Regions from separate parts of the Homo sapiens genome. Here region 1 is linked to region 2. The links are chromatin contacts, found by Hi-C or POLR2A ChIA-PET in ENCODE. All regions are on one chromosome and are shown on one strand. Each heading gives the region's core, a stretch centred on a gene start or an enhancer-like site at or near the end of the contact. The rest is flanking DNA. Distances are from core to core; before and after follow the strand shown.

The links. Hi-C counts contacts between places; a loop is a spot of excess contacts on that map. ChIA-PET counts read pairs that join two places held with the same protein, here RNA polymerase II (POLR2A). Pooled maps may share reads with other maps.
Region 1: a map of PC-9 shows a loop between it and region 2 (6-fold over the local background). The contact joins two enhancer-like sites. A Hi-C loop is called at or near these places in 2 of 168 maps with a recorded cell type or tissue (DLD1 and PC-9) and 1 of 50 pooled maps. POLR2A ChIA-PET finds 5 or more read pairs at or near these places in 5 of 52 experiments (BJ, HEK293, MCF 10A and 2 more).

Annotation. Positions count from the first base shown.
Region 1 is chr1:241,704,763-241,707,954 of GRCh38, forward strand. All of the region lies in intron 8 of WDR64 (WD repeat domain 64), which reads left to right. The region is part of intron 1 of LOC124904603 (a long non-coding RNA gene); the gene reads right to left. Among named protein-coding and RNA genes, the nearest start is that of WDR64, 54 kb to the left of the region's middle. Within about 2 kb of position 1,654, at least 3 of the 41 ENCODE cell types and tissues checked have a DNase peak (open chromatin) inside an H3K27ac peak, as active enhancers do; they include PC-9, where a contact is called at or near this core.
Region 2 is chr1:241,748,192-241,751,230 of GRCh38, forward strand. It overlaps WDR64 (WD repeat domain 64), which reads left to right. Exons shown (of 28, transcript NM_001367482.1): 14 at 1,356-1,531. Among named protein-coding and RNA genes, the nearest start is that of WDR64, 97 kb to the left of the region's middle. Within about 2 kb of position 1,442, at least 4 of the 41 ENCODE cell types and tissues checked have a DNase peak (open chromatin) inside an H3K27ac peak, as active enhancers do; they include PC-9, where a contact is called at or near this core.

The sequences.
Region 1 (3,192 bases), core at 404-2,903, 43 kb before region 2:
GGGTATTAAATGGCTCTTTTCCTGCTGTCTTAGAATTTCAGCTAATGCCATTCTAAAGAGAGGTATAGTAGACCATCCTCAAGAATTACTGGAGAGGATTGCTCTAGACCCATGACCTTTACACCATCATCCCTTGCCAGCAAATGTGAATATGATACAACCAGCAATTCAAAAATAATTGAAAAGAGGGATTAAGGTACCTGGTTGTGGGCCAATGGGGGAATGCAGGGTTATTTTGTCTGCCTTCCCCAAAATGGGAGTGGCGGTTGGGGCGAGAGCTTCTGGTGCTACAAAGCAAGTGCTGACAGGTCCAGGAAGATCTACTCCAGAAGAGCCTAAAGTGGGGAAACGCATCTAGCTCCCCAGTAGCTAGTTGCTGAGGCTCAGAACTCACAGGCTCACCTTGGGCAAGCTTGACATGTGACACATGTACGCGATGACCACTACTCGCTTCCTCATGGAGAATTTATTTTTTTTCTTTTTAGAGACAAGGTCTTGGCCGGGCGGGGTGGCTCACGCCTGTAATCCCAGCACTTTGGGAGGCCAAGGAGGGCGGATCATGAGGTCAGGAGATCGAGACCATCCCGGCTAACACGGTGAAACCCCGTCTCTACTGAAAATACAAAAAAAATAGCAGGGCATGGTGGCGGGCGCCTGTAGTCCCAGCTACTCGGGAGGCTGAGGCAGGAGAATGGCGTGAACCCGGGAGGCGGAGCTTGCAGTGAGCCGAGATCGCGCCACTGCACTCCAGCCTGGGCGATAGAGCAAGACTCTGTCTCTAAAAAAATAAATAAATAAATAATAATAATAATAATAATAATAATAATAATAATAAAAGATACAAGGTCTTAATGTTACCCCGTCACCTGGACTGGAGGGCAGGGGCATGATTATAGCTCATTGCACCTTCGAGTTCCTGGGATCAAGCAATCCTCCTGCCTCAGCCTCCTGAGTGGCTGCAGATACAGATGTGTGCCAACACGCCCGGCTAATTTTTCTTAATTTTGGTAGAGATGGGGTCTTGTTATGTTGCCCAGACTGGTCTCAGACTCTTGGCTTCAAATGATCCTCCCACCTTGGCCTCCCAAAGTGCTGAGATTACAGGTGCGAGCCACCATGCCTGGCCCTCATGGAGAATTCTGAAGGCTGCAGGCTGGGCCACAGTCTGACTTTCCCGGCCCTGGGCATTTTTGCCTTTATAGGTCCCTCCCACCATAATACTATCAATCTTACACATTATTTTTCATATACTTTTATGTCTTCAACATTTTTCTTCTGTCTTAGGAAAAATTTAGTATGTTTTCATGGGCCCTAAAAATTCTAATGTCCTATGACCCTAAGCTTTTATTTTTGCCTTCTGATTTTAAGTGCAACTAGAATATTTCCACGGGCCCCTAAAAGTACTTTGGGCTCCAGGCCTTGTGCCAGCTGTGCCTAAGGATCAGGTCGACCCTGGCTGGAGGAACCCGCCACAGAGTGGCAAGGCTGCATTCACACTGATACTGTCCAGCATCCTGTGAATTCCCTTTGGGCCACAGAAGGTAGCTTCGCTGGAGCCATCCTAATGGGAATTGGCCCAAGAAGATTTGCTGTTGGGGCGAGGTGACAAGATAAGACAGGGTAAAAGAAAATAATGCCCTTCCTGGTTTGTACTACATCCAGTTCAGTTCATTCAGCCAAGCAGCTATGGTGACAAAGTATGTCACTGGCAAACCTGTAAATGAGTCATCAGTTAGAACTTAACTACTTCTCATCTGGGACATTTAAGCATTTTCAAAAGCCTAAATACTGACTTTTGATTTATGTTACTAAATTGAGACTCCTTTTATGAACTTTGCATTTGATAGAAGGATAACTACTTACAAAGTAGATTTAAATTAGTTCAAAAAACTGTTTTAAATATTTTAGAAGTATTCTTTCACATAGAGATAATACTACCTGCTCTTCCATTTAGTAAAGCTTTCTATCTAGCAGTGAATTTGGTTATTTTGCATTATTTTTTATTAAATTTTTAAAAATCAAATTTTTTCAGGTGATTGTTCTCACTCATCAAGGTATTTTAACAAATTTTATTTAAATAATTGATTTTTAATTGTAGTGTCTATTTCAAAAAATATGAGAGCTATTCCTGCAAACTGGTAGCCTGTTAGCCAAATGCAGCTACAAAATGTGTTTGGGGGATCACTTATTTTTTTGATCTTTGCTTGTTGTGGTGAACCTGCCTTTCCTGTTGTGCATGTTGGCTGGCTCTGGGCCCGGGCTCCCCCTTTTCACAGGCATGCACTCTCAGTTCACCACAGCCCCCCTTCTCCCTGTGGTGTCATACCCAACCCCTTCTCCCAGCTAGTTTACCTGCCTGGCTGCTGCAGACTTTGAGTTTGTGACCCTCAACTGATGGACACTCTCACCTCTGTTCTTGTAGTTCACTGATGTATCTATCCCCTAGGGCAGTGTTGGGCGTACAGCTGGCACTCATAAATGTTGTTGACTCACTGACTGAGGACCCACTGAGTAAGCCCTAAAAACTCTACTTCCTTCATAGGCTTTGCTGCCCCTGGCAACTTTCCTACCTTGAGTATTTCCCTTTTGGAGTACACTTAGAGTCAACTGTCCTCTCTCCTTAACTCCCTTATGAGCCCTAGACATTCTTTGATATGAAAAACTAATTTTTTTAGCAATCTTAGACACAGCAGAACTTTTCAAACATATTACAAGCCTAAGCCTTTCCAATACAAAATTTTATAGCCAGCAACCTTCAAAGAATCCAGAAATCAAGATCTCTCACCACCCACCAGCCTGTTCTGATTTTGGTTCTTCCTCCTCATCTAGGTGCATTGCTGCTCAGAAAGTATGATGAATTATGAGAGTGCTTATTCATGTATGTCTACCCCAACCAGGGACCACTGCGATAGGCTGTGCAGGCTGTGCCCCCCACAGCTCTGGGACGCCATCCACAAAGGCTGCACAGTTGCCCTGCATGACCCCTGCCCCAGCTGCAGGTATAGGGGAAGGACAATATCTAAGATTTTAAGAATGGAAGAAACTATTTAGGTCATAGTCAACCCTTGATTTCATAAGTGGAGACACTGTAGCTCAGCAAGATTAAGTGACTTTTCTAAAGTCATATATTTAGCAACAGAACACAGCCAGAATCTAGGTCTCCTGACCTCACGTCCACAGTATATTCTAAGT
Region 2 (3,039 bases), core at 192-2,691:
TAAGGGAGAAAAAGCTGAGCAAATTCTTCTCTACCTCTTGAGGGGAGATAGGAAAACCTCCTGGGCTCAGACCATTTGACATGCCTTACCACTCAGGGCAGGAGGACTGGGGGTTTTTCAACAACAGAAATTGATTTCTCTCAGTTCCGGAGGCTGGGAAGTTCGAGATCAAGGCGCTGGCAGATCTGGTGTCTGGCAAGGGCCCGCCTCCTGGTTTATAGATGGTGCCTTCTCATTGTGTTCTCACATGACAAAGGGGCAAGGCAGATCCTTGGGGCCCATTTTGTTACTTACTTTTCTTTTTTTGTCTGAGCCACAGCAGATCTCAATTTGGGGCCTTTTTTATAAAGGCACTAATCCCATTCATGAGGGTTCTACCCCCATGACCTAATGATCTCCAAACACCATCACGTTGAGGTTTAGGTTTCAAACAGAAAGTATAATTTTAAGTGTAAGAAAAACACTTGGCCGGGCACGGTGGCTCCTGCCTGTAATCCCAGCACTTTGGGAGGCCGAGGAGGGCAGATCATGAGGTCAGGAGATCGAGACCATCCTGGCTAACATGGTGAAACCTCGTATCTACTGGAAATACAGAAAAATTAGCCGGGTGTGGTGGTGGGCGCCTGCAGTCCCAGCTACTCTGGAGGCTGAGGCAGGAGAATGGTGTGAACCCAGGAGGCGGAGCTTGCAGTGAGCCGAGATCGCCACTGCACTCCAGCCTGGGTGACAGAGTGAGACTCTTGTCTTAAAAAAAAAAAAAAGAAAGAAAGAAAGAAAAAGAAAAGAAAAGAAAAGAAAAACACTCGACACTTTTCTTTCACTTTCCTCCCACGTAACCAACAAAACCACTCCAAGCTTGGCAGTTTCTTACCGGCTGGGATTCCCTCCAACTTTTTATTATCTAATAAGAGCTAAAGTCCTAAAACATGTCAGCACATTAGGAAATGTGACAGATTACTGGAATGATCTTTCACTGTGAATAATAGTCGTGGCATGGTAGCGAATATTCCCATGTTCGGGACTGGGTGTTTAGCACACTGAGAAGCGTTGGGAGAATAACAACAGAAGAGACTCACTTTAGAGCAAAAGCTTAGTAGGAGAGCCTGAGGGTAGATTTCAAGGCGTTGCCTGGTCCTGTTTATTTATTTATTTTTTTCAGCCTGTGACAAATCAAGGCATAAAGGAATAAATTTCATGCACAGCAAGCCTGGGAAGACTCACCCATCTGAGTAGGGAATAAATATAGGATAAATTGTTGGCAGAAAGCTTTCGATCGGATGAATTTTCTCTGAGCGAAAAGCCAAGCTTTCTCTAAGTCATTTTTACCCACATAGTCTTTTTCTCTGTATGCTCAGGAACAGTCAGAATCTGGGACTTTGGCAGTGGGCAGGAGATGAAGGTGTTGCCGGAGGGGAAAGACTGGAAGGAGGACGAGCACTGCCTACGACGCCTCATTTTCCTCAAAGCCCAAGAAAAACACCAGCAGCTGGTCCTGGCCTTGGAGCGCAACGGGACTATCAAAATGATCCAGGTTTACAATCCCACTTCATACTCGTACTGCAGGTGCCCTTTTTGGGAAAATCAAATGAGTCAGTGGATAATCCCCACCATGTAACCCCGCTCTTGGTAGCCAGCTGAAGATGGTATTTATCCTCAGCCTTCCCGTGATGCTCCTCATTAACTTTGCCCAGGTTTAGGCAAAGAGCAAAAAACAATCGCTGCCCAGCCACGGCATGCTGCCCATCAAGCTTCCGCTGAAGGGTTAGTCAGGGTCTCCTAAGGCAGGTGTCAGGAAGGCTAAATTTATACTCAGCTGCCACCTCTGACATGCTTTATACGCTCATATGGGAATAATTCACTGGCAGAACTGCTTTCCAGCAGGCTCTGTCCCTTATAACCCATAATGCATTCAGGAATGCTCAAGTCACTTTTCCAGTTTGTCACCAAAATCGCTTTGTTTATTTTAAGGTTAATGACGCAATCTGCTCAGGGCTGTTTGGGGAGGATTGAGGTAGGCTAATTTATTTTTCCTATGACTCTATTACCACCTGGGAATGCTAATGCCCTCTTCAAATTTATAATGAAGACTAGATCATTTATCCTGGCTATTGAGCGGATCTCACCCCATCACCTCGAACTCAAGAACTCATTGCCTTTACCCTTTTGAAAGCTAAGATCAGAAAAGAAAAGTCTTGTATAGCACAGCAATCATGAAGCACCAGCTTAAGATAACTGATGACCTAAGAATGGGGAAAAAGGAGTGAAAAACCTGCCTGATGTAATATACTCTTCTCTTGTCTGAGTAATCCAAAATGGCACTGTAGAAAGGAATTTCTTAGTAATAATACACTCTACAATGAACGAAATGTTGACTTTTGCTTTACAAAGTGCCATTGTTCATCAGGATGCCCTTCCTACCAGACAATGTCTGTTGTCACAAATGCTCCTTTTTTAAGGGCTGCAAAAAGTAGCATGGAACTATTCACTCACCAAAATTGTTTTTAGTTCTACTGTAGCATTTTTCACATTGATTATTCTGGTTCTGCATTTAGAACCTGCAGATTGATCTTGGTAGGAACTGAAAACCTCTCTTATTTATATTTGTATTCTTGGCCATGCCCAGAGTAGGTGCTCATTAAGGATTAAAATAATTTTAAAAATAAATAGAGAAAGAACCTCTTCTAAAGTAGACAATAGTACATTTATGAGGGGTATTTGGAGAACTTTTATTAATGTTGGAGCGGGCAGCTTTATAATATAATGTTGAAAGTATCCTTATTTACTTATTATTATTAGTGTATTACTATTATTTACTTTATTATTATATCTGCCTATTTGAAATAAAATAATTTGATTTACATACTTATTTTCTAGAATACTTTCATTCATTCATTTTTTTCAATGACCAGTTACCAAATATTTGCCATGTTCCAGAAGGATATTCCCTTTCACCATGAAATGCATAATTTAATAAGGGGGCAGTGATCCACCTACTACAAGTGTTGTGAGTGCTTTCACAAAGTGTCTCAGAAGCTTGTA